Linked DNA regions of Mus musculus: all the other regions are linked to region 1. Evidence: chromatin loops called from intact Hi-C (ENCODE). Cell type or tissue: heart. All regions are shown on one strand. Region 1 holds the start of Lpgat1 (lysophosphatidylglycerol acyltransferase 1). Region 2 holds the start of Pacc1 (proton activated chloride channel 1). Region 3 overlaps Ints7 (integrator complex subunit 7). Region 4 has its middle 3.0 kb from the start of Nek2. Region 5 overlaps Ints7 (integrator complex subunit 7). Region 6 holds the start of Dtl (denticleless E3 ubiquitin protein ligase). Region 7 has its middle 7.2 kb from the start of Gm39741.

Region 1 (4,000 bases):
CCTCTTACCTGTGTATCCAGCATACCAGCCCCAGGAAGCCACCATTCCTAAAAGCCATTTGTACATGAGTCCTTCGATATACCAGAAGCGCTTACTGTCCAGCACTCGGAGTGGCTGCAGTATAATTACATAGCAGATGTAGGATGGAATAGCGACCAGGTTGTTGGCGACCATGAAGGCAAATCTCATCAGGGCTTTCGCTACAATCCAGCCCAGCCACGGAGCTTCTTCCACGGTCACGGCCATTCTTACATTGGCGTCGGTCCTGTCTTTCTGGGGATGAAAGGAAAAAATCATTTCAAAAGGAAAAATGGGTGCAGTCGGCGGCAGCAGCACAGAAATCTCCAGCACAAAAATACAAGAAAACGCGAGGGTCTACGCTCTCCAGATGCAGCGCTCGCTCGCTCGCTCGCTCGCCCGCCTGGCGATCTCGAGGGCAAATTCCAGAGGGGGACAGTGAGGAGGGAGGAGCCGCACAAGGTCAAGAGAGCCGTTCTGCGGGGCACGGGCCACGGCGGAACACAGTTAACCAACGCTAGACCGTCCCGCTAGCCGGTGGCGGCCCCGCACTGCGACCCTCGGTCTCCGCACGCTGCCCCGGACCTGGACCCGGACCAGGACCCGCCGGCCGGAGGTCCCGCCACGCCGGTCCTGAAACGCCCGGCCATGCCTTTACCGGGGCTCCCCCAAGGGCTCGTCCGCAAGAGCGGGGTGCTTGCTTTTCCTCGCCACTGAAGGGGAAAGGAAAGGAGAGGGGCCCAGGAAGGAGGAGGAGGAGAAGGAGGAAGATGAGAGGAAGCCGGCGGGGAGGGGGAGGGGAGCGGGACCAGAAGGTGAAGCCGAGGGGCGAGGGATGCGGAGCCCGTGGAGCCCGCGACGCCCGGCTGAGGAGGCTCGGGCAGCGGTTTCCTCAGGTGAGGAGCCGGACGGCCTCCGGGTCGCCGCGGCGGGCTCTCCTCCGCCGGGTCCCCTCAGCGGGCTCTCCACAGAGGGCTCCCCTCGGCCAGGTATCCTCCTCGGCGGGCTCACCTCAGTGGGCGCGAGCGGCGAGCGGCGACAGGGCCGAGGGCCGGCGGCGGCGGCGGCGGCGGGAGTCCCTGGCCCGGGGGTCGCGGTCATGGACGCGGCTGCGGCGGCCCAGGCGGCCCGAGGCGCGGCGCGAGCGGGCGCGCGGGCGCCCTAGTCCCCTCGCGGCTGCCTGCGGACAGAGGCGCGGTGGGGACTCAGAGGCCGGACCTGTCACCGGGGCGGGTCCCGGGGAGGCGGGCGATGCCCCGCGCCCCCGCCTCCGCCTCCTCCCCGGGCCTACCGCGCCCTCGGCCCTCGGGCCGCCGCCGCCTCCTCCACAGGCCACGCGACCAACGGCACCCTTCCCCGCCCCCAGCGCCTCCCGGGCCCGGCCCGCCGCGCCCCAGGTTTACCTTGGGCAGGCCGGGACCCAGCCCGGGCTGCGGGAGCCGGAAGAATGCATGGCCGGCGGAAGGAGGCGGCGGCGGCGGCAGCGGCGGCGCGGCCCTCCCGGCTCCAGGTCCCGGGCGGCGTGGAGACTCGCTCGCTCCCCAGGGCCCGGTGGCTGCGTGCGCCCCGGCCGGCGGGGCGGGTTGGCGGGAGGAAGCGGCGGCGCCCCTGAGCGCCCTCTAACGAAGGCGCGGCGCGGCCCGCCCCACGGACCCCCTAGTGCGCGGTCGAGGGCGCCCCGGGCCGCCCGGCCTAGGCCCCGGACGTCGCCGAGCTCCGAGTCGGGCGGGGCAGAACGCTGCTCGGAAAGGTCTAGGAAGAAGGCCAGCTCTGCCAGCGCGCGCGGACCTTTCGGGCCCTCCTGGACCCCTTTCAGCCAAAAGGGCCGCTGCGCTGCATTGTTGCGGCTCCTTTGGCCGCCCCAGGCTGGCACGCTTTCTCCTTTTCATTCCTAAAGAAACTCGCTTGGGCTCAGAGCTTTTCTTCTGAACCTCCCCAAGGCATTACGGTCTAGTGTTTTAAATCAATTGTTTTAAGTGCCAGAGTTCTTGTTTCTGGAAAGCACCTGAAACCTGAATGACAACATTTTCAATCCCGCTACACACACACACACACACACACACACACACACACACACACACACACACGGTGGGGGCAGATCAGTGAGAATCCAGTGGTCTGCACAGAAATAGAACTGAATTAATGAAGAAAAAACAATTAGCCACATGCTTGATACTGAATACAATGGCCTTAAGAACTCCTAGCCAGCCCTGATCACTACTAGGACATTAGCTGAATTTGGGTTCAAAGGCTGAACACCATAAGGAATACAGACAGCATACCTAAGACAAAACCAAACCACCAAAACCAAGGGTCCTTTCAGACCCAGTATCTCTTGTTGGGTGTGGTAGCTGATGCTCCTAATCTCAGCACTTGAGAAGCTGAGGCAGGAGGATTGATGTGAGCTTCAGGCTAGCTTAGGATAAAGAATGAGTTAGAGATCCTGTCTATGAATAGGTAAAGCTTTGTGACTAGAGCAGCAGTTTGTTTTCTCCTTCTTTTAAAACCAGGCCTTACTTTCTATGTAGTCCAGGCTGATCTGTAATTTATAACATAGCTCAGGCTGGCCTTCAACATGTAGAAAACATCCTGCCTCATTCTCCCCAAAGTTGGGGTCATAGGTTTGAGCCACAATGCCCAGCTAGGATGGCAGTTTTCACGTGTCTCTAGGGAACTGCCATATTTGAAGGAGTATCACTTATTGTGAAAATGTCAAAGCCCAGTGTGGTGGTTCTCATAGATAATCCCAGCACCAGAGAGGCTAAGGCAGGAGTGCCAGGAGTCCTGGGCCAGCCTAGGCTACTAGACCTTGTCAAAAAAAAAAAAAAAAAATCAAACCAAAAAAATGTTCATGCTTTGATAAAACTGTCCCTCTCTTTCCTCCAACTTTGATCCAGGAATGACAGGCAAGTTGCCTTTTGCCATGTGAAAATATTTTTTTAATTCCTATTCTACACAGAACCTGTATGATATTGATATAGATATATAAATAATTTCCATGTATGTTAGCCTTTATAGCTATTATTATCCTTTACCTGTTCACAAACATATTTTACTGTACAGGGCATGCTAGGGATGTAGCTCATGTGTATTTTCAAGGCCCATCCCAACCTGTGACAAAGCACACCTAAAAAGAATTAAAGGCAATTGGCCTTGTCAAGGAACTGTCCATAGAGGCTCAACTGATGAGTAGCAAAAGAAAAGTCAGATACACCCATTCATTGGCCATTCTTCCTTTCATTTTAGGCACCAAGAACTTCAAATAAACCTAAGGAGAGAAGTGTAATAAGATGACCATTCAAGTTGTGTCATTATATTCTTAAGGAAGATAGTCAAAAGACATATTTCCAGAATCAAACATCAATTTCTTCAAGGATTCCACCTGTTCTCATCTCACTCAGCTTCTCCACATGCTGTGGTACCCACTGACACTGATAACAAGCATCGAGACTTATATCTGCTTACTAGATGGTAGAACATCTGCCTGAACACTAGATACACTAACTTAAGAGAATTAGCACTTGCTAGCCAAGCAGTGGAGCTCAAGATTTCGGTTTCAAAAGCATCATTTGTGACATTTTACCACAGTAAGAACCCAGATACATAAAAGAATAGTATAACAGGAGATCTTGGGGGCCTGCATTTTTTTCAGAGTATTAAAGGAATGCTAGGCATGGTGGAGCACACCTTTGATCTTAGTACTCCGAGGCAGAGACAGGTGGCTCTGAGTGAGTCTGAGGCAAATTTGGACTATGTAGTGAGCTTCAAGGCAGCTGAGGCTATGTAGAGAGAGACCCTGTCTCAGAAATCTAACCAGTCAACCAAAGAAACAAAAATTGTTAATAGGAGATTCTGAGGTTGATAGTTTATAGACTTTAAGTAACCTGAATCTTGGAGGTACAACCTTTTAATTGCAAGTTATTATTGGATCACATCTGTTCTGTCTGCATTAGTCCACAACAAAATGCTAGTCACTAGTTTT
Region 2 (4,000 bases), 390 kb after region 1:
CTCTGTCTTCTCTCACAGAAGTTTCCTGGGAAACTACAGGAAAGGATTTAGCAGGGCTGGCTCGATGAGCAGTGAGGGAGACCTGTATTCCCAGCCTGTCTCCTAGCTTCTGCTGATTACCCTGGCATTCTCAGGGCTATTGGTAGCTGTGCCTGATGTCTAACCCCTGCCTCCATTTTTACAGGGTCCCCTGCAGTGTGCACCCCCTTGGGGTACATCTTTAAGGACAATCATAATGATCGATTCAGAGCCCAACGCTTGTCATTGTGCAATAACCCAAAGTGACTCTAGTTCCGAGTCCAAACAGGACAAGTACTGGAGTCACCCTTCAGCATCTCCCAGAGCCACAGTCAGTTAGTGAAACAGAAATCACGCCACCTTGGTCTCATTCCAAAGCCCACGGTCCTAACCACTTCCTAGAGGAAGAGGAAATGTGGCTTAGAGTCCACTCAGAGAAAAAAAACTGACAACAGCAAAACTGGTGTCTCCGTGGGACACTAAAGCCCACAGATGTGGGTGCAAATGGCAAAGCAGGGGCGACAGATGTCCAGGTACCAGGCAACCGCAATCTAGCTCAGCAGTCTTCTCACATGACCTGTCAGACGGGAGAAATCTTGCTGCTGAGAAAGCAAAGTCCGGGATCAGTGTCCCATCATTTTAGGCAGGTGAACCCCGTGGTTTGCAGGGGTCCAGCCCAGGCTCATCGGGATATCACATGAAAAGGTACCTTTTCTCCACTCAGAGACAGGGTCTCATGTAATCCAGGCTGGCTTCAAACTCACTATAGTGGAGAATGACCTCGAATTTCTGGGCCTTCAGCCTCTACCTCCTAGTACTAAGCAAGTACTGAACCATCTCGGCTACAGACACCCCCAGCCCTCAGAGATCTTTCACATTTACCCTAGATGATTTACATAAAAGAAAAAAAAACCAAAACAACAACAACAAAACAAAACAAAACTCAAGAGGGACAGTGGTCCCAAGAACCCAGGTATAGTGGCAATCCCCGTCCCTCCAATCGCCTTCTTGATACTCAGCAGCCAGCACAAGCCTTTGCCTATCCCAGGCCAAACTTCTCAGAAAGCTCCTTTCTAGAGCGGAACCTCAGCAAATACCTAATTTCATTAGGTCCGCTCTCAAAACAACCCGGGCAAGAAAGATGCAAGCCAGTCTTCTTGGGACTTCAAACAGATCTGAAGAACGCAAAGGGAGGCGGGGCCTCTTTAACGCCTTCTACCATTAGGCACGATTCCAGTGAGCACCTGAATCTATCTACTTGTGGCCTTGCTCTGCGAACAGGACAACAGCCTGTATTTCAATACATTATCTTATAAGCTCTGCTACACTGCGGTCCTCTGAAGCTAGTACCCCAAAACTCCGCAGAAGCAAGAGCTGTCTGCATCCTGGTATTCACCCGGGATCATCAGTGACCCCAGGGCGCTGAGTTCAGCACGCTGCTAACTCGTTTGGAGAGTGTGAGTTTCCAGTGTGGCCAGGGCCTCCGTGGGTGGAGACGGACATGGAGACAAGCTAAGGTTGGGCTGCTCCGGTTGGACAAGGTCTAACGGCATGGGGCGGCTGCACGGCCTCGAGCAAACCTGGACAGTGGTGGCTGACGGCTAAGGATGCGGCGTCGCGGAAAGACACCCAGGCAGGGCAGAGCCGGGGAAGCCCCACACCAGAGGAACAGAAGGGGCCCGGAGCCAGCGCGGCTCTGCGAAGGGAAGCGGGAGGTTCGGGCGACAGACAAAGGGCTGCTGGGGTTCTGGGGAAGGCGAGGAGCTGCCGAGGAGCTGCTGGCCACACGCGTTCCCCACAGCCAGACTCCAGGGTCCCTTGTTATCCCCGCGTGCCGGGACCACGCAGGGGCTCCACCTGCTGCAGAGCCCGCATGCCACGGAGTGCCAATCATCCACCTGCACCGGGGTCGCGGCGCCCTGCCCGCCCTCCGCGCCCGTCCGGTCCGCACCTCCTGGTAGGACGTGGAGAGTTCTTGTCGGATCATGGCACTGGCCCTCTACGGCTCACCAGGGACCGCGACGCCGCAGGAGGCGCGAGCTCCAAGATGTGCCCGCTCTACTAAGCAAGACCCGCTCTAGTCTACCGCCCAAGACCAGGCGTGGCGGCGCTCAACGCATGCGCATCTTTTGCTGCCGCCGCGGGCGACGCTGGGAGTTGTAGTTCTAGGTGCCGGGAGCGGTGGGGAAAGCACCAGCTGGGCTCAACCTCCCGCTAGAGAGGCAAGCAATAGCCTCGCACTTCCTCTCTTTGTTACAGGCAGAAAAATGGAGTGCCTGAGTGCAGCATGGCACAAAGGCCAGTCGGAGCGCCCAGTAAGGGGAGAGGAAACTGGGCCTTGCGGTTTATAATGACAATAAATGTCCAAAGAGCCCTTTGTGTACCAAGCTCTCCGTACGCTTACGTCTTGATCCTTCAAGGAATCCTGCAAAGGAAACTTTTTTTCTCTCTCTCTATTTTACAGATTAGTACACTGAGGTAATGAGGATACCTTCTGTCAGTAAGGATAGGGAGAGAGTGATGATCGAGAAGTTATTTCATCTGAGAAAGGAATAACAAAATTCTAGAGTTCAACAAGGCTTGTGACAGCCAGCAGTCGATATGGACTGTGTGAAACAACCCTGGCTCAGGTTGCACCTTCCAGAGCCAAGCAATGGGTTGCAATAGTTGTATAGTTTACTAAGGTTCCTGTAGAGTGTGTGTAAGTACCTGTGGCTGGTACCGCCATGAGGTAGTCAGCTGGCTATCTGAGTCTATGTAAGACAGCCAGGGCAGAAGGTGGAGCCCAGCAGGATCTGCTCTTGGTTGATAGACATTTTCTCTCTCTCAGTGACACAGATATAGGCCAGATTAAAAATAGATAAAGACGGGTTTATTAGCTGGCAGCTCTCAGGAGGGTTCACCAATCTCACAGGTGGGGGTCAGCAAAGTCCCACTCCTAGAATAAAGCAAGGCAGTTTTATAGGTTTTAGGCAAGGAGTGATGACCTGCCAGCTAGGAGCTAGTCTTGTGTCCATACATGGTCAAAACCTAAGCCCCTGGGTGGGCACTCTTGGTGGGATGCTGGAAACAGGGAGACAGGAGTGATGATGTGTTAGCCAGGAGTTTTCTCCAAGCAGACAGGAGTGGCGGTAGGGTGTCTCTGTGGGGGCAGGGTTGGGGAAGGAGAGCAGGCGTGGTTTCCCTACCTTGTGCAGGGGGTGAGCAGGGGTTCCAGCCTAATATTGGTCATGGCATCCAATTGCCTCATCTGGTAAAAGCTCTTGCTTATATGTCAGAATGAGCATCGGAAGGAAGACTTAAGAACTTAGCAGATCTCTGGTAAAAGTTTAACATTTTTATCAAAGTGTGCCAGGGAGAAGTGGGCTCCTCTCTTTGTGTCTTACCACCACTCTTCCCTGCCCTGCCACCTGGTCCTCTGCTCTTCCATCTATTAAATGGGCCAGAATGTAGACAAATGCGCACTTGATGGTTGCCAAAACTTTGGGAAGCAGCTATAGACAGTCAGTATGTGTAGCGCTTAATACCATGTAGGTACCTAACGAATTCTGGGTAAGTTCATTAATGGAATACCAGTTTACATCTCATTTAATGAATGTTATTGTACCAGCTGGTTTTATGTCAACTGGACACAACTTTGGAGGAGTGAAAGTCAATTAAAAAACTGACTCCACTGTATTGGCCGGTGGGCAAGCCTGTGGTGCATTTTCTTGGTTGGTGATAGATGTGGGAGGGCCCGGCTCACTTGGGCAGTGCCACCCTGCCTGGGCTGATGGTCCTGGGTGCAATAAGAAAGCAGGCTGAGCAAGCCATGAGGAGTAAGCCAGTAAGCAGCACTCCTCCATGGCCTCTACATCAGCTCCTGCCCGGACTTCCCTGGGTGATAGATTTTTAAACTGTAAGGTGAATTTAAACTCTTTCTTTCCCAAGTTACCTTTGATCATAGCATTTTATCAGAGTTATTCAAACCCTAAAGACATTT
Region 3 (4,000 bases), 94 kb after region 1:
GCCCCGCACGTTCTTCTCAGAGGCAGAGCTGAGGTGCCTTTCCAGAATGCCTCCTGGGCCACCAGCCCATATGGCCCGCACCATCTTTGTCTGAGGAAGCTGACTCAAGGTGAAGGGTCTGCTGATGGATGACACCTGTCATGTGACTCTTCCCAATGCCACAGAGCAGGGTGTTACTAGCTGCACTCCACAGACGGCACCAAGAGTCAGAGGAGTGTGACAAGAAAGGGGACTCCGAGACATGACAGGGGCTGCCTCGGGGCACAGGACATCAGAGGGTGTTGGTGACATGAGCCATCATGTAGCCAAAACTCCATGTTCAAGAGCAGCTAACTACACACACTTCTGGGCAGGAACTTGTCTGGAGAATTTGACTGGGGTTATTTCTGGAGGTCTCGAGAGCCAATGGGATTTTCACCGTGGGACAGCAGTAGTCAGGAGAGACCCCAGGCTTTGTAGGAATCTCCCATTTCCCCACCCCCACCCCCCATTCAAGGCACATTAAGACTGGACAGAAAGGAAACCTGCATTGTGAGGCTGGGTAACACTGAGGCAATGTGCTAAGTTTCACAGCAGGGTACAGCAGCTACTTGGAGAGGCCCACCTAGACCCTCATCTGAGGAGAAATCAGGTTTTGAGGTGGTTGGTTTATCCAGCTGTCAAGGCCCCTGAGTGGGGGAGGGGTACGGGGGGTGGGCTTCTCATTCACACTTGGTTCGAACCCTGAGTCAGAAACAGGAAGTGGCATGGCCCTGAACACAAGGAACTTGCCCACTGCTGTACCTGCTGCACCAGTGCCGGCCAAGCCTTGGGCACAGTACGGGAACTAGCAGAGTTCACAAGCTGGCTTGGACAAAAGCTGCCGCCTAAGCAGCAGAGTTGGGATGTCACTGAAATACTGTCCCTGCTTAGGGGGAGGAAAGGAGTTCTCCATCAGTTACTTAGATGTGGAGGTGGGGCTGACGGCAGACTTCCATGCCATCCACCCTCAATGTCAGCCCAGATGAGTTCCCCCGGAGGCATGCATGGTATGCTGGCTAGTTTTATGGCAACTTGACACAAGCTATGGTCATCAGAGGGGAAGAAGCCTCGACTGAGAAAATGCCTTCCTAAGATGCAGCTGTAGAGCATTTCCTGATTAGTGATGGATAGGGGAGGCCCAGCCCATTGTGGTGGTGTCATCCCTGGGCTGGTGGTCCTGGGTTCTATAAGAAAGCTGACTGAGCAAGCCATAGAGAGCAAGCCAGTAAGCAGGAGCCCTCTATGGTCTCTGCATCAGCTCCTGCCTCCAGGTTCCTGCTGTTGGACTTACTACTGTGGCTTCAGGATAAGTGAGCCAAACAAACCCTTTCCTCTCCAGTTGTTTTTGATCCTGGTGTTTCAGCACAGCATTAATAACCCTATGACACACAGTACGTAGCTTTTCTAAGGTCACAAACGTAGGTAAAGTTTGAACATGGGCAGTGTAGGTGCAAAGACTATGTTCTCCTCACCTACTTACACAGAACTCAGTAAGTACCAAGGAAAGCAGGCCTGCCTTCTGAAAGGCAATTACCAAACAGGGAAACACACTGATTTCCTACCCAGCCTGCTTATCTTTTTTTGGGGGGGATTATCCTTTAGTGTCAAATTTTTAACACAATCTTCTTCCTGAGTAACTACTTAAAGGTTGATTTAAAAACAACCCACTACAGTGAACATACAGCCAGACAATGCCACTCCTGGGTCTTCTGGACAGAGTCCGGTTTGCTTCAGTTACTTTCACACTCAACGATCAGGACCTGCTTTTATTTGTTTTCTAAGTCTGTTGGGGTCTGGGGGTCACCACAGTACATGGAATCCAAGAGTTTATAACCACAAGTATCAAAACATCTTAATAACATAAAATGTGAGGGCCACAAAAGAAATGAGTGTCTTACTAGATTTACATTCTTTCTGGAATCTACTGTGTAACAGTGCCAGAGACCTGCAACTCACTCTACAATATCAGCTACTTAAGAGTGAAAAAGGACAGGCTGGGCGTGGTGGCACACGCCTTTAATCCCAGCACTCAGGAGGCAGAGGCAGTCTGAGTTAGAGGTTAGTCTGGTCTATAAGCAAGTGGTTGGACAGCCAGGGCTACACAGAGAGATCCTGGATCCCGTCTTCCAAAAAAAAAAAAAAGAAAGAAAGAAAGAAAAAAAGGGTCTTCCTCTGGGTGCTAAGTCAGGCCGGTGACAGAGTAAGTGGGACTTGGGTCCTCAACCAAGTTCAATCTCTGGCATTTTCCCCAATTTTCTTCACCACTATCTTTTTTTTTTTTAATCCAGTTGCCTGATAAAGCTGAGTTAGAGTGGAGAGACCTAGCCTAATTCAGTCATTTGCTAAGAGGCTGACTCTACAGAGACACGCGACTCACTGCTGAGCCCAAAGTGGAACATTGACTCAGCTCTTTCCATATCCAGCAAAGGACACGGGCTCCGCACGGGTCTTCCCTCGCACTCTGGCATCAGTCCCCAGACGCTGACCAAGTGCCGACTGTGCACCATGTGCACTGAGGTGGCTGGGGGGGGAGGTCACTTACAGTGGATACAGTAGACTTGCACAGACTATGACAAGCAGAATGGGCTATGCAGAGGTAACATCTCACAAAGCAAAGTGACCTCAGGGGAACCCAAGTTGTCGATCACTTCTCAGTCCCTGGGGTGATGCGACAGGAAAAAACAAAAACCAAACTCCATTTAAAAAAAGTCAAGTCCTCTTATGAATCAGTATGACTTTGAAGAGAAAAAAAAGGTAAAACACAAGCAAAGAAATTAGGAGATTTATTTACACAGGGAAATCCAGGGCTCATGCCCTTAGCAGCCCACTGCACCCAACACCAATGACCACAGGGGGTATCGGCAGGCTCAGCTCATCATATTAACCGTGGTCCAAAAGCACTGAGCAGCCATAGTCAACTGTTAAATCAAACCTAGAATCAGTGTGTTGTCATGTAGTTTCTGACCATGACTCAAGTAGAAAAAGGGCTTTTCTGGCTAGCCAGAGTCTGTTCCCTGAGCATCCCAGCTGAGGTTACGTCTCGGAGATAGCTGTCTAGACATCAGGTGTAGAGTAATACGTCATCTAGTAGAAACCAGAGCGGGGAAGGATCTGTTCCCTTTACATCAAACAGGAAGACATATGTGAACCACATTCCATTTGTAGAAAAAAAATATCAGAAGTCCACACTAGTCACATACCAGAAAAAACAACACATTCATTTCCAACCTTTCTAGCTGGAGCTGTTTTTTGGGTCAATCAAAGACCAAAACAATAAACTAACATTGCTTCAGGACAGAAGGTGGGTAAGAGGTGCCAATGCAGCAGGCCGCTGAGCCTGTGGCCCACAGGCTCCCACAGACCAGAAGGCAGGTGCGGCCTCTGTGAAGGCCTCATTCTCCAGCCCAGGACAAGCACTGCACGACTCAACAGTACTCCCTGCCTGCCTCAAAACCCCAGGTCGGGCCAGTCAGCACAATAATTCTGGTAGACAGAGACACAGTCAAATTTACCAATGATCTGTGACTATTCTTGGAAGAAGAAAAGCTCACCAACCACAAAGAATAATACAACAAAAATGCTAAGTGTGAGACAGAAGACTGGGTTTAAGAAATTTGGGCGCACGCCTTTAATCCCAGCACTTGGGAGGCAGAGGCAGGTGAATTTCTGAGTTTGAGGCTAGCCTGGTCTACAGAGTGAGTTCCAGGACAGCCAGGGCTACCCAGAGAAACCCTGTCTCGAAAAAAAAAAAAAAAAAAAAGCACTTTTATTTTGGCTGAGAGCCAGGTTATTTCTTACACTAAATTTTTAAGAAAACAACAACAACAACAACAAAAACAACTTCACCAGAATGTTACATTACAGCTATCAGTGAATACTGGATTTCACACTGTAACATTGACACTTAATGCACATGCGGAAGACTCTTCTTGTAGTCTGATGGCTGTGCAGTGTGGCAGTAGTATGCTTGTAGCACAGC
Region 4 (4,000 bases), 100 kb before region 1:
AAAAAGAACCCAATGTCCTATTAATAAGAATTAGAAGCCTCCTTATGTTAAAAATAAATGTATTTTGTGCGCTGAATTTAGTATAAGCTAATTGGAATTGCCAGCCAGGAGAACTTTTAAATTAGCATTCAAGGACATTGTCACACCTCAAAGGGGTAGGATTAATTTAGGTCTCAGAAATTATATAAGGAGCTACAAATGCCTGAGGTCATTTATATGGTGTGTGTGTGTCATATGTGATGTGTGTGGTATGTTTGTGTGTGTGTCGTATGTGATATGTGTGGTATGTTTGTGTGTGTGTGTCGTATGTAATGTGTGTAGTATGTTGTGTGTGTGTGTGCTGTGTGTGTTGTTTATGATGTGTAGAGTGTTGTATGTGATATGTGTAGCATGTTGTGTGTGTGGTGTGTTTGTGATATGTGGTGTATAGGCGTGTGGTGTGTATGTGATGGGTGTACTGATGCTTATGTTGAGTTTGTTGACCAGCCTGCTTCACACACAACCTTTCATCTTCTTTCTAGACAAAGAGCTCTTACTCTTCGCTCCAAACACAACACACTTTCTCAGCTTCTCAAGACTAACTTGGTACTTGTCCTTCCAGTTGTTAGAAGTTCCACTTGCATCCCTACCTCGTGCCTTACCCCACCTTGGTTACTGTTGATTGACAGGATGTAGAATCACCTAGGGGGTCAAGCCTTTGGGTACACTTGTAGAGACAGCGTAGATTAGGTCAGCCTCCGAGCATGCCTGTGAGGGTTTATGTTAAATTAATCGAATGGAAAAGACACACCCTAAAAGTGGGCAACAATGTTCTTTGGTCCTTGCTTAGTTTCTTTTCTGTTGCTGCGAAGAAACACTATGGCCAAGCCAACTTACAAAAGAAAGCATTTAAATTGGGGGCTTACAGTTTCAGAGAGTGAGTCCTTTATTATCCTCATGTCAGGAAACATGGTGGCAGGCAGGCGTGATAGCACTGGAACCGTAGCTGAGAGCTTCCAGATTGAGATGTGAACCACAGAGCACAGAGAGAAGGGAGAGAGAGGGAGACTCTTCCTGGCATGGGCTTTTAAAACCCCAAAGCCCACCCTTAGTGGCACACCTCCAACAAGGCTACACTTCCTAATAACTTCCCAGAACAGACCTACCAAGTAGGGACCAAGCATTCAAATATATGAGCCTCTGGGGACCATTCTCATGCAAACCACCAGTCTAGGACTACATAAAAAAGAGAAGGCTAGGTAAGCACACACATTTGTTTATCTCTTCCTGTTTCCTGGCTGCAGGTGCAAAGTGACCAGAAGCATCAAGTTTCTTTTTGGTTTTGTTTTGTTTTGTTTTCATGACAGGGTTTCTCAGTATAGCCCTGGCTGTCCTGGAACTCACTCTGTAGACCAGGCTGGCCTCAGACTCAGAGATCCACCTGCTTGTGGCATGCAACACCATGCCAGGCTGTAAAGTCTCTGCTTTCCAAGGCTGATGAACTGTGAAACAGTTGAACCCACCTCTTCCTGAGCTGCTTCTGCCCAGGATTTTACTCAAGGCAACAGCATGCTCCCTCTATTATGTTTATCCAGAGGACACAACTTGTCCTGCAAGGCGGAATTCCAACCTTGTCACCTCTGCTCTGAGGGGCCTCATCCAAGATGTTCAGAGAACAGTGTAAATCAATTCTGTCGTGATATCTGTGATTGTTTTCTAGCTGAACATCAAACTGCTTGTGGCCAGTGTAAGTCCTGCAATAGAGAAGGCAGAAAAAAAAAAAAAGCTTTGTTAAATAAAGATGCAGTAAGGCCTGTTATTAAGACTTACACAGAGATTCCAAATGATCCCTGAAGTATTCAGCCATGCCAGCTGTATCTCGGGGGAGCTGTCCTGGGAGTATAGAGAGAGGCCCTAGGTGAGAGTGTTCAGCCACAATGACCACCATAATAAAAAAGGCGGGGGAGGATTTACAGGACAAATCAGTAATTACCAAAGTGGGAAATGGTTGGCTTTGGGGGTTCCTCTCAGCGGTATAGAGTTCATCCAACAAACACAAGGCCCTGAGTTCAGTCCTCAGTATGGGGTCATCGGGTGTGGATGGGAGGTGGGGCAGGAATCAACCGAGAGCGGAGAGATGAGCCTACCCTGCTCTGGGCAGCCATCTGGCTCCTGCAGGACCTGGCTCACACTATTCTTGCCCAATCTGCTTCTGCTGTCAGTCCCCATTAACAGTGTGTGCCATCTCAAGGGAGGGACCTTTTGCACTGTGCCCTGGGCCCACAGTGCACTTCCTGGGCAAGCTCCTGGCTTTTGTCCTGACTTTGCTACTTTTTTGTCTTCCTTCTCTTAGCTAAAGGCTAGCATCGTTAGCTCTGTTCACTGAAGAATCTCCAGGCTCGCCTCCGGGAGCGTCTGTGTACTGACACAAGCTTCCCACTAGAGGGCGGTACGCCACTGCGTAATAAGGAGCAGCTCTGCACCACCCGCAGACTCCAAGACTGGCCTGGGAGGATGTTGGGTCAGACATTTTGTGAGTGAGTCATCTTGAGGATTACTTGGGGCGGTTTGAAATCTGGGTTTATGACAATGTTTTGAAGTTATTAGTAAAGATTTCTACAAAGAGAAAAATAAAGGGAAAGGTTCTTGGTAAGAATCGGACGACATCATGACACACTGTCTCAAAAATTTAGAGTAGGTGCTCAGCTTACCTTTCCTGGGTCAGTGCAGCTCCCACCCCTCATCAGAGCGGCCTCTCTTCACAGCAAATGGAGCCCATCACGGAAAACCACAACTGGACACAATGCAGAAATCAACAGGTCATGAGGAGCCCAGCTGCAGGGAATACACGGACACACAGCACCTTTGTCTATGGTTCAGGAAAAGCAAACGAATAGGGAGCTGAAAGATCTGAGGAGCCAGAGGACCAAGGCATCCGCTGTGAACAGCCGCTCTAGAAATGGCTGCATAAGGAGGAAAAGTCAGGAACAATGTCATATCAGCGGACGAGCTGGCATGGAATAAGGAAAGGTTGTCAGGGTTTTTCCTCTAGACAAAGAACGAAGGCAACTAACAACTGCCAGAAGGAGAGGTAGCCTCTCCCAGGGATTGTTTGTCTAATGCCAAGTGGTTGTCCTTGGAACTGTACACACACACAGACAACAGAAACAGATTCATTTATATGTATCTGTGCATGCGCACACACACATATATGTGTGTAACAATAATAATAAAAAAAAAAAGTCCACCAATTGAAAGGGGGGAAGGAAGGGGGTCCAGGGAGGGGGAAGCCATGGGATTCTATTTCAATTCCAAACATTAAAAAAAAAAAAAAAAAAAAAAAAAAAAAAAAAACCTGTAAAAGGGCTGGTGAGATGGCTCAGTGGCTCTTAAAGGTCGTGAGTTCAATTCCCAGCAGCCACATGGTGGCTTACAACCATCCATAATGAGAAATAAATAAAGAACCTATAGGCTGAAGCAAGCAGGGCCAGAGCAAGAGGGAGAATGGGAAGGGGAAAGAAAGAAAGAAAGAAAAACAAAACAAAACTGTGTAATGCACAGTATATGTTCAGTAAATAACTCGAAGAAAAGAGTGCTGGAGAGATACATTGATAGTGGCAGGGACTCTGTGGATGCTGCCAACAGCACAGACTGCAGCCCGGGGCAGATGGCAGGCAGCTATGGAAGAATAAGATGAGAACTGGGCTGGGAACCCTGTGTGTGGTCAGAGTACCACAATGTTTCAAACAGGGAGAGTTTCAGACTTGTACTGTTGCAACCCCCAAATTAAGGATACTAGAGAGACTTCAGTGTTGTTGTGTGCAGACAGTTTGCCCCTGCGTTTCCTCCAACCCCTCTGCCAGAAGCTCCCATCATTTTTCCAGCCTGCCGCAAGCATGATACACAGACAGCTGGTTTCTGTGCTACATCCTCCTGCAGCAGCCTGGGGCTGGCTCCCTCCCCCTCCCCTAGAGTTAGAATGGTGCACCTCTGTGTGTCCAAAACCAACACCCAACACTCC
Region 5 (4,000 bases), 130 kb after region 1:
CTATTTTAAAATTTATGGGGCTGGGCTGGGCTGGGTATAGTGACTGGCACCTTTCATCCCAGCACCTGGAAGGCAGAGTCAGGAGGATCTCTGCCAGCCTGGTCTACATAGTGAGTTTCAGGACAGCCAGAGCACAGTGAGACCCTGTCTCAGAAAGCAACATAAAGTTATAGGGCTAGAGAGATGACTCAATGGTCCAGAGCACTTACTGCTCTTACGGAAGAATCTAGTTCAGTTCTTGCCATCCACATCACAAGGTTTATAACTGCCTGTAAGTTCAGCTCCAGGGCATCTGCTGCCCTCTTCTTGCCTCCACAAGGAATTACATGCATATCATATACACTTACATAAATAGAAATAATAAATAAATACTATCGAACTGGTGAGATAGCTCAATTGGTAACGGTCTAGTTGAGGACCTGAGTTCAATTCCCAAAACACACACTTAAAAAGAGCCAGTTATGGTATGCCTGCAGTGCCAGTGCAGGGTGTCCAAGCACAGTCCAAGAATGGACTTATGTGAGGGGAATTCTGAATGCTTGCTCTTGGAATGTGTTTTGTGTTCCTCCCAAGAGTAGCATGTCAGTTTTTATTTTAAGTTACTATCTTTGCCAGCTGTGCCAAAGACAATCAGATCATGGATGTTTATGGAAGGCTATTCAATAGACACCAAAGCTACCAAAGGCAGCTTCGCCAAACCAGGTTATGAGGTCCTTGTCTTTTGGGAATCAACATTTGAATATTCTTCCCCAACATTTTGTACAACTTCTTAGAAAATACAAGTCATTATTTACACCTTTCTATATAATTAAGTGACTATAGATACTAAGTTATCTTTTTCAAAAATTTCCTCAGGAGCCAAATTACTAAAAGGACTATGCTTACTTCGACTGTGCAGAGAAGTTTGCGGCTGCAAAAACAGCAGCTTCGACTTCTACATTATCATGGGAATCCAGACTCTGGCGGATACTGTGATGGGCATTCTTCCTCTCAGGGATGATGGACGCCAGACTTCCCAACATCCTGCAGGAACGGAGAGACACAAGCACAGAAAAATACTTAACTCAAAATCAGGACAGGAAAAGGAAGGTAAGCTAGATTATCAACCCAAAAAGTTTAGGTCACTCTATAAATTTCAGGTTAAGAACGCTTAAGTTTAGGAATCTAGCAGTGACTCAAATCTAAGCATATCCGTATGCTTAAGTATATCAGAAATATTAAAATACGTAGGAAAAGCAAGTTCCCTTCTCTCCTACCTGCCTCTCTCTTCCTTCCTGGCCCTGGCGGCTGCACTCAGTGCTTTTATACACGTCAGTCAAGTGAGCTTCATCCTATTCTCTCTTTACCCTGCCTCTGACACATACAGGTATATTTATAAAAAATCACCATGAAGTACAGGTCAGGAATCAGAGCCCAGGAAAGAACTTTTAAATTATGAAAGCATCCCAATATCAAGGCTGCATAAAGAAGTCTACTTTACAAAGTACTAAAAATACAACCTACCAGCTAGTAAGCAGAATCACAAGGCACACTTTCCCCCTCCCCTGCATACAGCAATGACCACTGGCATAATGCTTTTTTAATCTACCATATTAGAGAAGATTTCCCTAGAGGTGGAGAATGCCCCCTGCAGCTCATCTCAGCATCTGCAACAGTAAGAGAAGTAAAACCTAGAAAACACAGGGCCAGACACAGCTCAGCGGGAGGGATCCCTGCCACCAGCTCTGCCAGCCTGAGTCCAGTCTCTGGGACCCATACAGCCAAAGAAAAGAACTGACTCCCCAAATGTGTCTTCTGTGAGAGAGCTCATGCATGCACACATGCCCGCATGCATGCATGCACACACACACACACACACACACACACACAAAGTATATTTAGAAAATAAAAATAAATGTTTAAATAGAAACCACAGAGAGCTTGAGAAATCCTTTCTGCAGAAAGCCATGGACATTGAAACTGACAGCACCATGTTCCTGTAGTAGCCTAGGTAGTAGTAACCTCTAACCTCACACACCTCACTTTGTTACTTCACAAAGATAAAATTCACTACACAGGGAAGTTGACTTCCTCATAAACAAGACAGATAGCCACGCATGGTAGTGCACGCCTTCAATCCCAGCACAGTTAAGGCAGAGGCAGTAACTCGAAGAGTTGAATTCAGTCTATACAATGAGACCTTATCTCAAAAAACAAAGAAACATCATAATATGGACCCTTTTAATTTATATTAAGTTTCATAAAAAAAACTTGAAACTAATTACGTCTCAAAACAAATCATAACTTATTATTAATCTAATACTCTACCAGAAAGGATCAGAGTAGGCCAACTGCAATACATCCTGGTCAGCAGTTTTTTACTATTGATCCAACTGTTTAGAAACAATTCCTTAGTACTTCTTATTTTAAGTAGTACTGTTAAAGATTACAAGGCAATAGTTTGTCTTTAAAATATATCTCTTTTAAAACTTACTAGAAATTACCAGCTTTATTGGCAGCAACAGTTCTTAAGGCCCAACTGCTGGAACTCAGTAATACAGGCTATACAAGGAATGAAACACTTAAGTATGAAAATTGTCGAAATATTCAAACTACCTCCAAATGATGTGAAAAATATATTTTTAAAAATTCTATTATTCTCTTAGTTGCTTCTGATAACAACTCAAGTAATACATGCTTGTGAAAACAGTTCAGACAGAGCCCCTAACTCAGTGACCCCTCTGTTGATGATGTTTCTTGAGACCTTTTCTGAACCTCTGATACTGTACTCACTGACAGGAATCGGCTAACGTAGATGCCATTTTTTGCTGCTCTTGCAAAGATCCTGGGCTCAGTTCCTATCATCCACTTAGCAGCTCACAATTCCTGTGAGGACTGGATGCCCTCTTCTGGCCTGCCAAGGTACCAGGCATGCAAGCAGTGTATATACATACATACAAGCACTCACACATACACATAAAACCCCAAAATCTTTTTTAGCACTATCACTTTCTGTGCTAATATAAGCGTATCTTTCTTTTACACAATAGTCTATCAATTAACTACTGAGACGAAATCTTCAACTTTTCTTTTTCTTTTTTGGAAAGACAGGGTCTCTTGGAGTTTACTGTAGCTCAGGCTGTCCTCAAACTCAGAGATCCTTCTGCCTCTGCCTCCGAAGTGCTGAGACCATGTGTCTGAGCTTTAAGTCCCAGTTGGTTATTGTCTTCACCCTCCCAGTCCTTCTCTGGTTTTGTAGTGTTGAGGTTATTGCCTCAAGTAAGCAAGGTCGGACAGTCTTGTTTTGTTTTGTTTTATTTTTTTCCTAGACAAGATTTCTCTGTGTAGCCCTGGATGTCCTGGAACTCACTCTGTAGATCTGGCTGGCCTCTGCCTCCCGAGTGCTGGGATTAAATCCGTGTGTCACCACTGCCTGGCTAGATGGTTCTAAAGGTAACAATGCCATCTTGGTGTCTCAGTTCAGGCTGGTTTTAAAGTTACTGGGTAGCCAAAATGACCTTGAACCTCTGGTCCCCTGGCCCAGCTTCCCACGTGCTAGGATTACAGATGTGCACCATCACACCCAGTATCACGCAGTGCTGGGAACTAAACCCAGAACAGCAGCAGTGCTAGGATGGCCCTTTACCTACATCCCTAGCCCCAAGAACTGACTTTAAAATATCAAATGATGTTCAACTTAATCAAAAGGCAGAAGGGTGATAAAGAAACTAATTCTGAACCTATGCTCAACCCAGAAAAAAATACTCTCAGTGAAGTCGATTCCTGAATCCTTCTAGCTTAAAAGAGCACTATGTGAGCAGGAAAATCCAGAACAGAGACTAATAATTTAATTATCTGAGTTTCAAAAATGTCCCTTTAATAATACATGTAATTACACAAACAGAAGTGAAAGAAGAGTGCAGCCAGGCACGGTGGCATGGACATGGAATCCCAGTTTCTTGGGAGGCCAACATAGAAAGATTCCCCAAGTTCACTGCCAATCTAGGAATCTTCAAAAGGA
Region 6 (4,000 bases), 140 kb after region 1:
TACAACTGTAACCTTTTCTTTCAAAGAGCTTCACTTTTAATTATGTGTATGTAGGGGGAGGGAGAGATGGGTGTATAACAGACCCTCTAGAGTTACAGGCAGTTGTGAGGTTTGGGGTGTGAGTGCTGAGAACTGAACTCTGGTCCCACAAAACAGCAGTGTGGCCTCTTAAAGGCTAAGTCATCCCTACAGCCGCAGCATCTTTTTTTTTTTTTTAATGTAAACCTTATTTCATTGTTATTGTATGTATGTGTGCACATGTGTGTGACTGTCAGGCTTGCACAGGAAGTGTTTCACACAGTAAACCATCACACTGGCTCACAACACTTAGAAGGTAACTCTGGATGTCCTTCCTTTCCTTGCTCCATATCCTTACCCTGCTCTACAACACTATCTACTCTTAGCCTGGGACAAGATTAGCTACGCTAGAGCCATACACATTTCGGTGGGAAGGGAGTTGGCACTGAATAAAACAGTGTAATGGGCCACATCAGGTCTAGGACTTGGGAGGCTGAGGATCAAAAGTTGAGAGTTATCCTTGGCTTTAGGGAGTACAGGCCAACCTGGATGTCACAGACTTTAGTAAAACGTAAAAAACTCTTACCTGTAACTGGTTTCAAACTTGGACAAGGAACTAAGGTGCATATTTAACATGCCAAAGTCTAATTGACCTCCAGGTTCTCTCAGCATCCCCCAGTCCCTACTTGGCACACCCTGCCCCCCAGACTTGAACTTACAGATCCTTGGTTTCCAGTCCCGTTCTCTACAGGTTACACACTGGCTACAGTTAACCAAGAATTGCCTATAGTGTAAAAACCTTGGCAGGAAACTGAAGCAAAGGTCTCACATTTACACAGGACTTCTTTATGGATAGCTATCTGTCAAAGTCCCTCTTCAGCCTTTAATAAAGGCATCTTTTCGCATACCACTGCCATTTAACATTTACAACAGCTGACATACTGTGCCCACTTTGCTGACATATCGAGGCTAGATGATAATGCCGCATTCCATAATCACTTTAGTAGAACTGGAATTTAACTCCTAACCCTAAAATTTTTTCTCTTAGCTACCTGTATAAGGGGAACTAACTCGTGGAACTTGTGTGCAGAGAATGAGCGCGTTCAGCCAAGCTTTTCGGATGTTCTCATCCACATGGAACCTGCTTTAGAACGCGCAATTGACAGTCTCGCAAGACAAATCGCTGTAAAACGCTCAGAAAATCATTTGGCTCTCTTAATGAAGGCTTCACCTGCACTGAACGTTTTAAAAAATAATCTCAAAATTCAGCACTTTATCTTATTTGCTGCCTGGGAAACCAGAGACTGTGCCCCCAAGTGGTCAAAGGCATCCTCGCAAGCACGAGCCTCTGCTCCAACTGTGCAAGGCTACTCCAGCAACCCTGCATGCGCCTAAGCGCTGGCTCCAAGACTAGCAGCCGTGCTTCCCGCCCCATACATCGGCGCATGCGCCTTTCTAGCCTCTGTAGCTGCCGCCACTAGGTGGCGCCACTCCCCCCAGACGCTTCGCCCGCGTCCCTCCTCCGTACCTTTGTCCAGTTCCATAAGAGCGGAATTAGCGTCCAGCTCCTGTTCGCCATAGCCGGCATCGGCCAGGAACGACTTGGTTGAGTTTGACGCCATGACCCGGACAGTTACCCGACTCGCCCAGTCACAAAGATTGCAAACTCTACCCCAGCACCGCCATCTTCTCCCGCCGCGGTCTCGCGGATTTTTCCCTCCGCGCGCTGTCAGGCAGTGTACGCATGCGCCTCGGTCGCCCCGCGGTTCGCCAGTTCCTCTCTGGGCCCCCCCGCGCAGGCGCTCAGGGAGCCTGTGAACCTTGGGTTCCCGCGGCTGAGCGAGAGGGAGGCGGAGCTTAGGATGGGGGCGAGCCTTCGAGGCGCCAGGACGCTGCGACGAGAGCCAATCAGAAAGCGTGACGTCAGTTTGGCGCGGAGTTTGGCGGCCGGGGCTCTTAGTGGCGGGAGTTGGAGGCGAAACCGCGCCGCGTTGTGGAGGGTGCAGACGGCGGCTCCTGTGGAACTTGGGGGCGATCTTCTCGGCGTTCCCCTCAGCTGAGCCTTCTCCTCAGGCCCAGATGCTCTTCAACTCGGTACTCCGCCAGCCGCAGCTCGGCGTCCTGAGGAACGGTGAGTAACGGCCCCAACGGCCGCTGGCCGTGGCGGGAACCACCTCCCCCCAGGCGCTCCACCTTGGATCGCTGCCGACTGTGGGCCTCCAGGTCTCCCGCGGCCGGAGCGAATCCGGGCGAGCGAGGACCGCCGAAGAACATCGTGCTTGGGTTCCTTCCGGACGCTTTTCACCGTAATCGAGCTTTTTAGTTCGGAACGGAGGCCGAAGTTAGGACGCTCAGTGGCGTCCCGGGCCCCTGGCTGCTTACGTCAATATCGCGCGTTAACTAGAGAGTGCACGCTTGTGAGAGTCGGGGGTGGGAGACGCTTTGGCACCAGCGATGTGCCTGCCGTCTCTGCAGAACCTTAGCGATCCCTGCAAGTTCGTTGTGCACCAGCGCGCATGGCCCGCAGTTAAGGAACTCAATCTTAAGGCGCCAAAGTCCCCTCCCCCATCTCTGCAGGCTCTGAAAAGTCCTAAAATACAGACTAAAAGATGCCCATAGCCACACCCACGAGGTGACCACGGGTAATGGATGGAAGGGTATTGTTCCAAATGTGTCTTGATGCCGAGGTACTTCCAGAAATGGGATTAAACTCGTTTTTCTCTTCACGGTGGAATTCAGCCATGTTCTCCTGTTAGCATATAGAAAGCCAGCTCATCTCCTACAGTACTCTTAAAAACATTGGCAATCTGAGATGCGATTAGGCTGATGTGTTGTTAAACTAAGACCTTGAAGAGTGGTCCTAAGAATGTTGAGAAGAGGAAAAGCTCCTTGAGGTCCTGCCCGGATCTAAAACTTTGTAGTCGTATTCCCTCTGTGGATACTCTTGTAGTTACATTCTGCCTCTTTCTCTGCTCGAACTTTACAAAAGTTACTTCGCCCTGTGTTAGGAATGGCCGCCCTGCACAATGGTTGTGAGCGGTCTTCGGAGCGTCTGAGTTTCAACTCCACCTCTTTTCCTATGTGCTACATTTTCTGTCTACCCACTTTTCAGTCTGTCGTTCCGGCTTACAGATAGCCAGACAGACGTTCAGTGATAGGCACTGGCATTCATTGATTGTTACCTCCTGAAGTCTGCATCTCTTTTCCCCTCCGGTGTTGCTGGGCCTTAAATGATTATAGCCGTAAGTAAGGATTCTACTGCTGCTACACTCTTCCATTCCCTATGTTTTGGGTTAATTTCTGTAAAAGCTGTATGTATTGAACTTAATCTAGACAGTTAGGCATACAAGCATCTTATATTCTAATGCCCCAAACTGAGTTGGCTTCTTCCCAATTTTTGGGAGTGACATTATTTTAAACTGGTGTCCCCAGCTAAAACTTAGACTCCATATTCCTCATTATGACATTTTCAAAAGAAAAAAAAGAAATCCCTTAAGTCTGCTTGAATCTCTTTTTCCATCCCCACAGATTCAGCCTCTTTACCTCAAACTGAGTCTTCCATTTTCTCTATTCCATCCCCACCATTGGGCCTGATACTTTACTCCCTGATCATAACAAGCCTCTAAATGTGCCTTTAGTTTCCTTTCTCTACCGATATTTGTAAGATGGAAATATAATTACTTTTGTGAGTTTTTAAATCCATATCTAAGAATTTTTACTATAAACTTTAAACATGCAAAATTATAATTTTTAGCCTTATAGTGAGTTAGCATCTTAAGATAAATACTATTTTAGCCTTTTAAATACATCTGACACTATAAACAACTATACCAACGTGGAAGTCGTGGTCTCTGTTTTTGAAAAGGTGAGCAAATGCTTACTGTTCGATGTTTTATATGGTTGCTTTTTCTTCTGAATATTTCTATCTTAATTCTCCGCAAATTTATCCTATTGTAATTTAAAAGTTCTTGTCACCCTGTCA
Region 7 (4,000 bases), 76 kb after region 1:
TGAGATTTAGTGTCTTGTGAGGAAGTTAGAGATAGACAGCCAGAAATATAACAGAAGAATTTCTGTCATGTAGCTATGAAAAGACAAGCAACTTCATATATGTTTTTAATGATTAGAGCAATTATTTTTATTTTAGTATTTTCTGTATTCAGCATGTGCTTATTTTACACCGAGTCAATGTAAAAGTCAGGAGCAGTTCTTATTGTTCTTTTGTTTTACTTTATTTTATATTTTTTGGTAGGGTCTCATGCAGCTCAGGTTGGCTGGGCTCATTGTGTAGATGAGGCTGATCTTAAATCCTTCTTCCTCCTGCCCCAGCTCCTCCTGCCCCAGCTTCTCGATCGCTGGGAAGACTGGCACACGTCATCATAATTGTTGTTTTTTAAGGCCTTCTAGAGGTGTGACTAACAAATAAGAATCAGATATATTTTAAACGTCTGCTTTACAGGAGGGGAGTTTCATCTGGCATTGTGGTTTAGAAGGCACGGTCTGTGAGGCAGGGAACACAGGGAGCAGGTTGGTCTGGCCACAGGGGCCTGTGGAGGCAGGCTGCGGTGTAGCCCAATGGGCAGAAGCAGGCTTTCCATGTGTGTGTACGAGATGACATGTTTATCACAGCCAGATCCTTAACACAATCATCTCCTCACACAGAGCTCTCTTCCCCCTCCCCATCTCTCTGGCTATCTTTATCCCTTTATCTCAGTCTCTGTTAACAACACTGGACTTCTTCCTCTGAGAATTTCACATATGACTGACATCCCCTGGAATCACATGTGATACCTCACAGCTACAACTTACTCGCCTTGTAATAGTCAGTGTCCTTTTTCCCTCCCCTCCCCCACTCCTGGTCGCCAGCATCCACTGTTTCTGGGAGTTCTGCTTTTCACATTTTTAGATTCTACGTGTAAGAGAAGCCATGCAGAGGGTTTGTCTTCCTGCGCCTGGCATGCTTCACTTAAGCATTGTTCCTATTGACAGGATTTTCTCCTTTTTACTTATTGTTCTTTTTAAATTATTCCTATTTATTTATTTATTGGTATGTGTGTTGTGCTTTGCCTGTATGTATGTTTGTGTGAGGATGTCAGATCCTCTGGAACTGGAGTTATAGATGGTTGTGAGCTATCATGTGGGTGCTGGGAATTGACAGGGACCTCTGTAATAGCAGCTGGTGCTCTTAACCTCTGAGCCATGTTTCCAGCCCTTAATTTTTAATTATAATTTTATTTTATTTTGTTGGTTTGTTTTTGAGACAGTATCTCTCTTTGTAGCCCTGGCTGTCCTGGAATTTACTATGTAGACCAGTCTGGTCTCAAACTCACAGAAATCCACCTGCCTCTCCCTCCCAAGTGCTGGGACTAAAGATGTGAATCAGCACACCCTGCCAATTTCCTTCTTCTTGAAGTCTGAACAGTATTCCATCAATTTCATGTCTTGCCTAATGGGTGGGAAATTGGGAGATTAAACAATCCTTAGTAGGGGCTGGAGAGATGGCTCAGCAGTTAAGAACACTGACTGGTCTTCCAAAGGTCCTGAGTTCAAATCCCAGCAACCACATGGTGCCTCACAACCATTCATAATGAGATCTGATGCTCTCTTCTGGTGTGTCTGAAGACAGCCACAGTGTACTTACATATAATAAATAAATAAATCCTTAAAAAAAAAACCAATCCTTAGCAAATCAGATATGTGAAAAAGAGGTTGTTTGGAGAAGATTATTAATAATTCAGAACATTTGCAACTTAATAGTCTTGTTAATGGACAGGAAGAAGAGAAGAGCTGGCATGGGAGGGAAGTCGGGCTCTTGACATAGCACAGGCACTTGCATGTTTGTTAACTCCCCTCTCTGTGAATCCCCTCTGTACAGACCCATCCCTCCAGGAACCATTCTGCCACCTGAAGAAGGTGATGCGGACCAGGATGACAGCAGAGCTGTTGCTGCCCAGAGAACCTAGGGGCCTGGAAGCAATGCAGTGTGGGTCACCTGGCAACGCGATGGGTAGGGTCCCTTGGGAGAAAGAAGAGTACTGTGAGAGGTGGTCCAGCCCTGCAGAGAGTTTCTCCTATTTGGCGCCCTCTCTTCTCCTCACCCTCTATCCTCCACAGCCTTAGGATGGAGCCAGCCACTCTGCCCCTCTCCCTGCCTTGTAGTGGGAAGGAAAAGCAGCCTGTGGCCTCAGAGACATAGCAACGGCAGGCAGGGGTGTGTGTCCCCCAGGGAGGTCACTGCAGACCAGGCACATCTGTTGCCTGACTGGCCAGGACACTGGTGAGCTACCAGCAGCTTTGTTTGCTCCTCTCAGCAAGTGACAAAGGGCAGGAATGTGTCCTGGAGGACTTCCCAGTGTGCAGCCAGGACAACTAATTGACTGCCCCTCTCTCTGATGTTTGAGCAAAACCTTTTCTTGATTGTTCATGCCAAAGGTCATTTGAGTTGAAGTGGTGACCATAGGCCACAGGAGGGAAGGGGCAAGGACAGGGCAGGAAAGTAATTATGGTTTACGAAACTCCCCAACAGAGAAGGAGTGCAAAGAGGGTTGCTGTTGACATCTTTGTAAAACCAAAACAACTAAAACAAATTTCTCTCTCTGTCTCTGTCTCTCTCTCGCTCTCTGTCTGTTTTTCTGTCTGTCCTGTCTATTGCTGTCTGTCTCTCTTTCTCTCTCAAACACACACACACACACACACACACACACACACACACACACACACATTTCTAAAAATAGTGCTAGTAGGTTTGAAAAGAAAGGCCTTTGTTTCATAGTCTTTCATATAGGGAAGAAAAAAGATAGAACTACTATCACAGAAACATCAGTGGTCAGGGAGATGGATCAACAGACAAGCACACTTGCCATGAAAGCCAGATGAGTCGGATCCTTGGACACACATAAAGACAGAGTGAGAGAAACAGGAAAGTTGTCTTCCGACTTTCAGCAGCAAGCCGTGTGCTGTATACCCAACACTCACATCACAAAACACATAATAAATACAATTTAAATTTTTAACAAAGCAGAAAGAAACACCAGGGGCTGGAGAGATGGCTCAGTGGGCAGAGTGCTTGCTGCACAGATTTGAGGACCTGAGTTCAGATCTCTGGCACTGGTGTAAACGCTGAGCTTGGCAGCTCACATCTGTAACCTGGTGTGAGCGAGGAACAGGCAGGTGAACCCCATAGGCTGGCTGACTGGACGGACAGTCTGACCAAGTGGGCTCCAGGTGTAGTAAGAGACTCTGTTTCACAAGCTAAGAAGCAGTAGAGAAAGACAGCAACCTCTGGTTTCCACATGCATGTCCACAACTGAGTGCACCTGTGTCCATGCATGCACACACACGTATATACTCCTTCCCCACAAACATGACTAGAGAAAACCAGCAGATTCACAATGTCAGGATGGAAGGGCAGTGAAGGGAACGGACTTGAGCTGGTTTAATCATTTGTTTGTTCACTTAGTCATTTACTCCACAGATGTTTATAGACACTGCTAAGCTCTCACACATACTAGAGGCCAGAGACACAAAACCAACCAGGACACAGGCCTCCAGGCTCCCAGATAGACAGGAAGTCAGGTGCTTGAGCAAATGATAGTAGATTGCAGCATGAGAAACCTCCCAGAGGTCAGTACAAGGTTCCTGGTGATGCTGGCCAGGTGCAGAGTCTGTGGGCAAAGGTCAAGAAGAGGCGTAGAAAGGGACAGAGAGGTGACCTCTCTGACTGCTAGGCCTGTGCCCAGCAGAAATGGGGACTGAAGGCAGAGAAAGGCAGTACTGGGGTCACTGCCAGAGACTAAGCCCCAGCTGTCCAAGGAACTGCTTCTGTTGTATGTCACTACCTGTGAAAACAGCTTGGGGCACCCACCTCCTTCAAGAGAAAATGGTCTGTTGAACACCACAAGTAAAAGCCAGCTTATGCTCAGGAGAGCGCTGGGCCTGAAGCCACACTGACAAGACAAAGGGCACTTCTGCCACACCTCCTTTGGGGAAATGTCCCCAAAGCTGCCATAGG

What was found. Hi-C counts contacts between places; a loop is a spot of excess contacts. Peaks named below come from ENCODE experiments on the same cell type or tissue, not always from the same donor. Only the 100,000 strongest peaks of a DNase experiment are listed, where the experiment ranks them.
Region 2: it touches region 1 in a loop (2.0-fold over the local background); 4 of 42 quality-filtered maps call a loop at or near these places.
Region 3: it touches region 1 in a loop (2.1-fold over the local background); 11 of 42 quality-filtered maps call a loop at or near these places.
Region 4: a loop joins it to region 1, with 4 times the contacts of the local background. A loop is called at or near these places in 18 of 42 quality-filtered maps.
Region 5: it touches region 1 in a loop (2.6-fold over the local background); 13 of 42 quality-filtered maps call a loop at or near these places.
Region 6: it touches region 1 in a loop (3-fold over the local background); 12 of 42 quality-filtered maps call a loop at or near these places.
Region 7: a loop joins it to region 1, with 2.3 times the contacts of the local background. A loop is called at or near these places in 2 of 42 quality-filtered maps.

What each region holds. Positions count from the first base shown.
Region 1 is chr1:191,715,627-191,719,626 of GRCm38, reverse strand. It overlaps Lpgat1 (lysophosphatidylglycerol acyltransferase 1), which reads right to left and starts at 1,603. Exons shown (of 8, transcript NM_172266.3): 1 at 1,422-1,603; 2 at 9-273. The coding sequence starts at 246. In heart, a CTCF peak has its summit at 1,665; DNase peaks (open chromatin) are centred at 706, 1,236 and 1,646; H3K4me3 peaks cover 2,440 bases; H3K27ac peaks cover 2,540 bases.
Region 2 is chr1:191,324,046-191,328,045 of GRCm38, reverse strand. It overlaps Pacc1 (proton activated chloride channel 1), which reads right to left and starts at 2,144. Exons shown (of 8, transcript NM_025864.4): 1 at 1,970-2,144. The coding sequence starts at 2,005. In heart, no CTCF peak of the experiment used is centred here; DNase peaks (open chromatin) are centred at 352, 1,585, 2,145 and 3,124; H3K4me3 peaks cover 1,876 bases; H3K27ac peaks cover 1,784 bases.
Region 3 is chr1:191,621,464-191,625,463 of GRCm38, reverse strand. Ints7 (integrator complex subunit 7) reads right to left here. Exons shown (of 20, transcript NM_178632.6): 20 at 1,774-4,000. The coding sequence ends at 4,000. Among named protein-coding and RNA genes, the nearest start is that of Gm39741, 26 kb to the left of the region's middle. In heart, no CTCF peak of the experiment used is centred here; a DNase peak (open chromatin) is centred at 2,483; H3K27ac peaks cover 908 bases.
Region 4 is chr1:191,816,446-191,820,445 of GRCm38, reverse strand. No RefSeq gene overlaps it. Among named protein-coding and RNA genes, the nearest start is that of Nek2, 3.0 kb to the left of the region's middle. In heart, a CTCF peak has its summit at 2,418 (motif pointing right); DNase peaks (open chromatin) are centred at 1,995 and 2,415; H3K27ac peaks cover 562 bases.
Region 5 is chr1:191,583,547-191,587,546 of GRCm38, reverse strand. It overlaps Ints7 (integrator complex subunit 7), which reads right to left. Exons shown (of 20, transcript NM_178632.6): 4 at 886-1,023. Among named protein-coding and RNA genes, the nearest start is that of Ints7, 9.9 kb to the right of the region's middle. In heart, CTCF peaks have their summits at 301 (motif pointing left), 1,629 (motif pointing left) and 2,890 (motif pointing left); no DNase peak of the experiment used is centred here.
Region 6 is chr1:191,573,498-191,577,497 of GRCm38, reverse strand. Dtl (denticleless E3 ubiquitin protein ligase) reads left to right here and starts at 1,954. Exons shown (of 15, transcript NM_029766.3): 1 at 1,954-2,149. The coding sequence starts at 2,098. It overlaps Ints7 (integrator complex subunit 7), which reads right to left and starts at 1,862. Exons shown (of 20, transcript NM_178632.6): 1 at 1,547-1,862. The coding sequence starts at 1,640. In heart, no CTCF peak of the experiment used is centred here; DNase peaks (open chromatin) are centred at 1,467, 1,847 and 2,487; H3K4me3 peaks cover 3,809 bases; H3K27ac peaks cover 2,498 bases.
Region 7 is chr1:191,639,940-191,643,939 of GRCm38, reverse strand. No RefSeq gene overlaps it. Among named protein-coding and RNA genes, the nearest start is that of Gm39741, 7.2 kb to the left of the region's middle. In heart, no CTCF peak of the experiment used is centred here; a DNase peak (open chromatin) is centred at 2,289; H3K4me3 peaks cover 340 bases; H3K27ac peaks cover 1,374 bases.